Regions from separate parts of the Homo sapiens genome. Here region 1 is linked to region 2. Evidence: chromatin contacts called from ENCODE Hi-C or POLR2A ChIA-PET data. All regions are on one chromosome and are shown on one strand. Each heading gives the region's core, a stretch centred on a gene start or an enhancer-like site at or near the end of the contact. The rest is flanking DNA. Distances are from core to core; before and after follow the strand shown.

What was found. A loop is a pair of places that touch in the nucleus more often than their neighbours do. ChIA-PET counts read pairs that join two places held with the same protein, here RNA polymerase II (POLR2A). Pooled maps may share reads with other maps.
Region 1: a map of HepG2 shows a loop between it and region 2 (36-fold over the local background). The contact joins two enhancer-like sites. A Hi-C loop is called at or near these places in 2 of 168 maps with a recorded cell type or tissue (HepG2 and endothelial cell of umbilical vein) and 1 of 50 pooled maps. POLR2A ChIA-PET finds 5 or more read pairs at or near these places in 2 of 52 experiments (MCF 10A and activated T-cell).

Annotation. Positions count from the first base shown.
Region 1 is chr5:143,134,086-143,137,279 of GRCh38, forward strand. ARHGAP26 (Rho GTPase activating protein 26) reads left to right here. Exons shown (of 23, transcript NM_001135608.3): 19 at 1-20. Among named protein-coding and RNA genes, the nearest start is that of ARHGAP26-IT1, 57 kb to the right of the region's middle. RefSeq lists a silencer at 890-999. Within about 2 kb of position 1,859, at least 4 of the 41 ENCODE cell types and tissues checked have a DNase peak (open chromatin) inside an H3K27ac peak, as active enhancers do.
Region 2 is chr5:142,922,773-142,925,894 of GRCh38, forward strand. All of the region lies in intron 10 of ARHGAP26 (Rho GTPase activating protein 26), which reads left to right. Among named protein-coding and RNA genes, the nearest start is that of ARHGAP26-AS1, 55 kb to the left of the region's middle. Within about 2 kb of position 1,544, at least 3 of the 41 ENCODE cell types and tissues checked have a DNase peak (open chromatin) inside an H3K27ac peak, as active enhancers do.

The DNA of each region.
Region 1 (3,194 bases), core at 609-3,108, 210 kb after region 2:
CGTTCAGTCAACAGAGAAACGTGAGTCTTTGCTGCATAGGGCCAGCGTGGCATTCAGGGACATCCCATGCTACCTGCACGGCTCAGGGTGGACACTTCCAGCTTTTCTCTGTGTGCTACTGGCTTTTTGTGTCCTTGAAGACTGTATCATTGTGCCCTCCCAAGTGCCTTTGCTGAGTAACCCTGATAGGACAGGAAGCAATATTATTGAGAATGAAAGAGAAGGGCTGCCATTGAGGATTCTCTTTCCAGATCACCTGTGGACAAACAGCTGAGTCTCTTTTCCTCCTGCTCCTACACAATAAGAGCTGAGCTCAGGCACTGCTTCTTAAGCTCCCCTTTTGTTAGCAATTCCCATAGATCCAGTGTCCTTTCCTTTTCTCGGTTGTAATGAAATACCCATTAGTGTGAGTCACATGCCCTACTAGAATGTGACTCTGTGAGGGTGGGACCTTGTACGGCTTGATCTTTTACTCCACCTTTCATGGTGCCTGGCATGGAGTCGACACCTAAAAATATTTGAAATTCATTAGTGAATTAATTAGGGAACAATACCTTACTTGTTCCAAATACCAGTGTGTTATCACCACAATTATATCACATCCGTTTTTCATCTCAGGATTTCTGAGTTCTTTGCAATGATCAGGTACTGACCCCTAAAATATACAGTATTGTTTCAGCCTTTGCTCTAAGAGAGCCTCCATTTGCTCATCTGTAAAATAGGGATAATAGGACCCACTCATAGGAAGTTATGCGAATTAAATGAAATTATGCATTTCAGCATCTGGCATAAGGCCTGGGACATGGCAAGGGCCAATTACTGAGAGCAGCTACTACCATTATTGGTTACCGTTTAATCACACACAGATAACCAAGGATGGTTCATTCATGCAGCTGACGTTTACACGACACCTACCAGGGACTGGGAATATAAGCATGGGACCTTGGCTTTAAGGAGTTCAAAACTGAGTAAGGAAGGTAGACAAGTGACTACAAATGTGAGTCAGCATCACAGCTGCTTCATTAGAGATATACACATTGAGAGAGGTAGCAGAACACAGTGGTTAAACACACTCTGGCCCCAGGTCGTCTGGGTGTGATTCTGCCTCTGCTGCTCATCAGCAGTGAGTGGCTTGGGAAGTTACCTAATATCTCAGGGCCCCATTCTCCTTTTCTGCAAAATAGGGTTGATGCTTTCTATTTCATGGGGTTGTTCTGAGGATTAAGGCCCTTCAAATGTTGCCAGGAGCAGAGTCAGTGCTCAGTAAATGCTGGGTGGTAATGGCACAGGTATTGCCATCATCATCATTATTATAACTCGTTTCTGTGAGGTACAGTAAAGGGACAGAGGCAGGACAGTGAGCTACTTTGCCTTGAAGAGGAGAGGCTTCATATCTGGATTGGTATCTTTCTTTTTGTCACCAAAAAGGTGCTTATTTAATCCCCTTGTATTTCTAAAGTAGTGGCCTTCCTTACCATAACTTCTAAAAGCAAACCTTCCCCATCCCAAAACCCTTACTGCACTTCAAGATGTCATTGAATCTCATCATGTGGCTGTACCTTGGTATATTTAGCATCATTCGGGTTGTTTCAAATATTTTGCTTTTATAAGTAAAGCTACTATTAACATCCTTGTAACTAAATCTGCTCTTTTTTCATGAACATTTCTTTAGATAAATTCTTAGAATAATTTCTAGGTCAACAGATATACAACGTTTCAGGACTTTGACCCTGTCCTGGGATTGGCTTTCCTTCTAACAGTAGCCTGTGTTCCTTTTAAATATCTGGCTGGGGTCATTCTCACTGTGGTCTGCACGTGGCCTGGGCCCCTGCGAGTGTACCAGGGAACACTTGGAACAGAACTGGCCTCACTCACACCTGCTGAATGAATGAGGCATCAGGCTATGGGGTAATGTGCTTCTCAGGTTTCCAGGACAGCCACGGTCACCTAATGTTTTGTACTTATCAGTGTACGGTGTAGATTAGGAGAGGCTAGACAGTATTGGTAAATTCCCTAAGCTTAAAATAGTGCTGGGTATGTGGTTAGAATGAAGCAGAAGCAGCTTTGGAATAGGCTTTAAAGCATTCTCTGGGAGCTCATAAGAATGAAGATGGAGATCAGGAGAAAATCAGCTAGATCTTTGTCCAAGATTAATTTTATCACACAAGGCAGAGGATGAAAGTTAAGGATGTGTGAAAGCAGGTCTGTCTCAGCTGCAGAGCAAGCTGCTCTGTCCATGTCTGCAGATGGTAGACAGGGGATGCAAAAGGAGAAGACAGTGAACAATAGGGCCTTTCTCTAAATGTTAGGAAATGCTCCCTGGAAACATGACCGGAGCATACAGATATGCTCAGATATTTGTAGGGAGCCTAACTTTCCCTCCTTTCTCAGAGAATAAACATTTTAACTGCAAGTCTGTGTGTTCTTTAACTGCAATTTATATGGGTGTCTGTGTGTATATATTGGTTTGTTTTAGAGACCCCTTTTTTTCTGCGAAGCTAGCATACTATCCAAACCGGCATGGAAGGCACCCTGTGGGGGGGCAGTGGGAGAGTTGACTGGGGAAGACTGAGCTAGGAGCTGGAAGGTTCTGCTGGGACCTGCTCCCTCCCAGGTTGTAATCCAGCCACCCGTCACTGTCGGGTGAGCAGATGATAATGCACTGTGAAGTTTTCACACACTTCACCTTTCTCTTTGTCTGGTCTATGGACAAAGACAGAAAACTTTATCCTAGCACTTTGCTGAATTTACTGTTTGGCATTAAAGTACAGGTAACGATTATGCAAATGTAATAATTTGTGAAAAAAGGTATATATTTCCATATAACAGTGATTTCAGTTTGAGGCCTCCTGACACACCTAGCTCAGTGCTTCCCAAATGCCAGTCATGTACATAACCCCTCATTCACCATTTGTGCCACAGCCACATAGCTCATGCACTGTGACTTATTTAATATACTTCTTTAAGTTAACCTTAAAGCAACTCACTTCTTTCCCTGGCTTCATCCTGATACATAAGACCTCTAAGAACACGACTTCAATGGTCTCACTGTATTATTCTCTAATATATGTTAAAATAAACATGTAACCATTAAGATGGAAAGTGGTCATCCATATCCCACCTTAGAATTATTTTGTGTCCCACTTGTGGAATGCATATCACTGTTTGGAATCCACAAACTGGCTTTTAATTTT
Region 2 (3,122 bases), core at 294-2,793:
ATCTTTTGCAACACATGAATCCATTTTTCCTGGTTTCAGACTTCCCCTCCCTCCCCTTCTCACCCCTTGTTTGAAATAATATTTTATTTTGCCTTCCTGCTGGTTGGATTAGAGTGCTGGTCTCAATGCCATGACATTTCAGGCAGGAAATGGAGTTTTCCTTCCTCAGAGGGTGTTATATGACTCTGACTTCCATGACTTGAGTTGGGAGACGATACCATAGTTTCTGAATTGCTTTTTGGCTGTTCTGTAAAATAAGTTAGTGGAGAAGTTCTTGGAGTCTTAGAATTCATGTAGTTTGAACTTGTCATGGAGTTTTTTTTTTTCTTTTAATTAAATGAGAGCATGCCTGTTTGCTGTTTGATTCTGGTTTAACAAAGAATGGGGTATGGTGGTTAATGGACTTGATTGGGAGGGTGATTGAGGCAACCCTATTTTTACTCTTTAGTCTGCCTGGTGAAATATGGAGTTTTATTGGTTGAATATACCAGTTTATTTACCAATTTCTAAATATAAAATGAGTTTGTCTTTTTAAAATCAAAACCAAAAATGAGCTATTATGTAATTCTGGATAGAAGAAACAGTTCAACCAGTACATTCCACTTATGTACATTTCTGTTGATTGTGAGATAGAATAGTAAAAATGAAAAAAAAATACATGAAACAGAAGCTATATTTTCATAGTTTGTTATCAATAGTAGTAACAGGTATTTGCATTCTCCTTGAGTCTCACTCATCCCATCAGTGAATAATGCCTTGTCCTTGTGCAGTGTGTTAACATTTGCTTGCTTCTATGTCCCTGATACCTAGCATGATGACTGGCACATAATAGGAACTCAGTCAATATCTGTTGCATTTAAGAGCCATGCAATTTAATATGCCAAAGATGTCTTTGGGCTTCCCGATGTTTTACGACTTCAGTCTCTCATAAAAATGTAAGAACTTATCTGATGTGGTTGGTGATACCTACTTTTTAGACTATTATTATTGCTATGATCCTAATTATTTTAGGAACATTCCTCTAAAAATACTAAGGTTGCAGGCTTTAATAGGTTATGATTCATTCATTTATTAGGATCAGATCCTTTTTTTTTTTTTTTTTTTTTTGATACGGAGTCCTGCTCTGTCGCCCAGGCTGGAGTGCAGTGGCGCAATCTCCGCTCACTGCAAGCTCCGCCCCCCGGGTTCGTGCCGTTCTCCTGCCTCAGCCTCCCAAGTAGCTGGGACTACAGGCGCCTGCCACCGCACCTGGCTAATTTTTTTGTATTTTTAGTAGAGACGGGGTTTCACCGTGTTAGCCAGGATGGTCTCGATCTCCTGACCTCGCGATCCACCCGCCTCGGCATCCCAAAGTGCTGAGAGGATCAGATCCTTTCTAAATAATTGATTAGAAGCTACTTCCAAAACCTTCTTAGAGGGTTGACCCTTGCTTCCTCCCTCCCTCCTCTTTCCAACTCTCCTTCCCTCCCTCCCTCCTTCCTTCCTTTCTTCTTCTCCTTAAGATGCTGGTCTTTCTGGATCCCAGGACATGTATGCTACATGCACAGGGGGGCAGTACAACATTGTCATTAAAGCATGGGCTTTGCTTTAGATTCAGGCACACCTGGGTTCAAGTGCAGGCTTTGGCACTTACTAGTGGTGTGACATTATGCAAGTAATTTATGTGAGTCTCAGTCTTTTCACTTTTAAAAGAAGAAATAATGGTAGTGTCTACTTCATACAGTTATTGTGAAGAATGAATGATAATACAAGTAAAGTCCTTAGCACAGTGGTTAGCACATAATAAACACTCAGTAAATCTACCTGTGGTTTGGGGGCTGCCAGTTGCAGCATCTTCTGGTTTCTTACTTCCTCTGTCTCTCACCTGTACCACACCCAGATTATCATGGCATATTATTAATTCTTTCCATGCACAAAGGTCTTGCAGAAGGACCTCAATGGTTTATTACATCAGAGCACGCATAGTAGTGCAGATTCATATGTTCTGTCTCCAAATAGTAGATTACCATTGCCTTCCAGTGATGGCACTGTGTCCTTGAGTATTGGAAGAAAAAGGGAAGTAGCCCAAGTTCCTCCTTTGTGGATGACCTGGAGATACTCTCCTGAGTTTGACTGTAAGGTGAATCAAGAATATAGACAGGCATCCTTCATTGTTGGTCTTAATGCATGAGATGGATGACTTTATAACATGTAATGATGACCTAGGGTGAAGCTCAGATAGATTCAGAGGAAGACACAGACAACAGAAGTTGCAAACTGGTGGTCCACAGACATGCTTGGTTTGGCTTGAATAGTGTTTGAGGCAACAGTTTAAAACTGAAAAAAATCTTTAACTGCTGATCATGCCTTCCCGCATGCCAGCTACCGGTTGAGCTGAATGACAGATATTTCCTTTAGGTGGGGTGTGTGCTCTCTGTTCTGCCGCAGTCCCCACCATGCCCTGTTGCCCACCTCCCCCATGAAGACGAGTGACAGCTTTTTTGCTTTGCACTTGCACTGTTGTTTTTCCCACAGAGGGGAGATAATTCTTTGTTCTTTGTTTCTATCTGAAAGTAAAACTGCAAAAGAAAAAACCAAGAGCAACATAAGACCAAGTCTATTTTCCTTGGATTAAAGAATTTCTTATCCAGTTTCCCTAATTTTTCTTACTTACCGAGTCTCCGTAGACATTTGGGTCTGTAATCTCATAAACAGACATGGAAAAGGTGTCATTCTCCAAGATTATTCTATGTGGCTTTGGCCATATCTTTGTGTAAATGAAGCTCTTCTGAACCCGAACCATTGCATTGTCCAGGAACTGTTAGGAATTCATTTTCCCAGTAGCACTTTAGAAACAAAGGACCACTTCCCTTCCCTGGCACTTGCAAAACTCTTCTTGCAAGTGGATGGCAGCTGATGCTCCATTCCTTATCATTCCCCTTTGTCTCCTAAATAAGCATAAGGGGCAGGTTTCAGACACAGGCTTTGAGATTGTGTGTTCCTGTGGGTGCCTCAGCTCTTCTACTTTGAATTTGACCCTTAAATATACAGTAGTGTGGATGGAAGCTGGGGAATGAACTCTTGCCAACAGAAGATTTATAGTCTTATGAATGAGTAAATTCTAGATCTTTGGAGGTTGATTT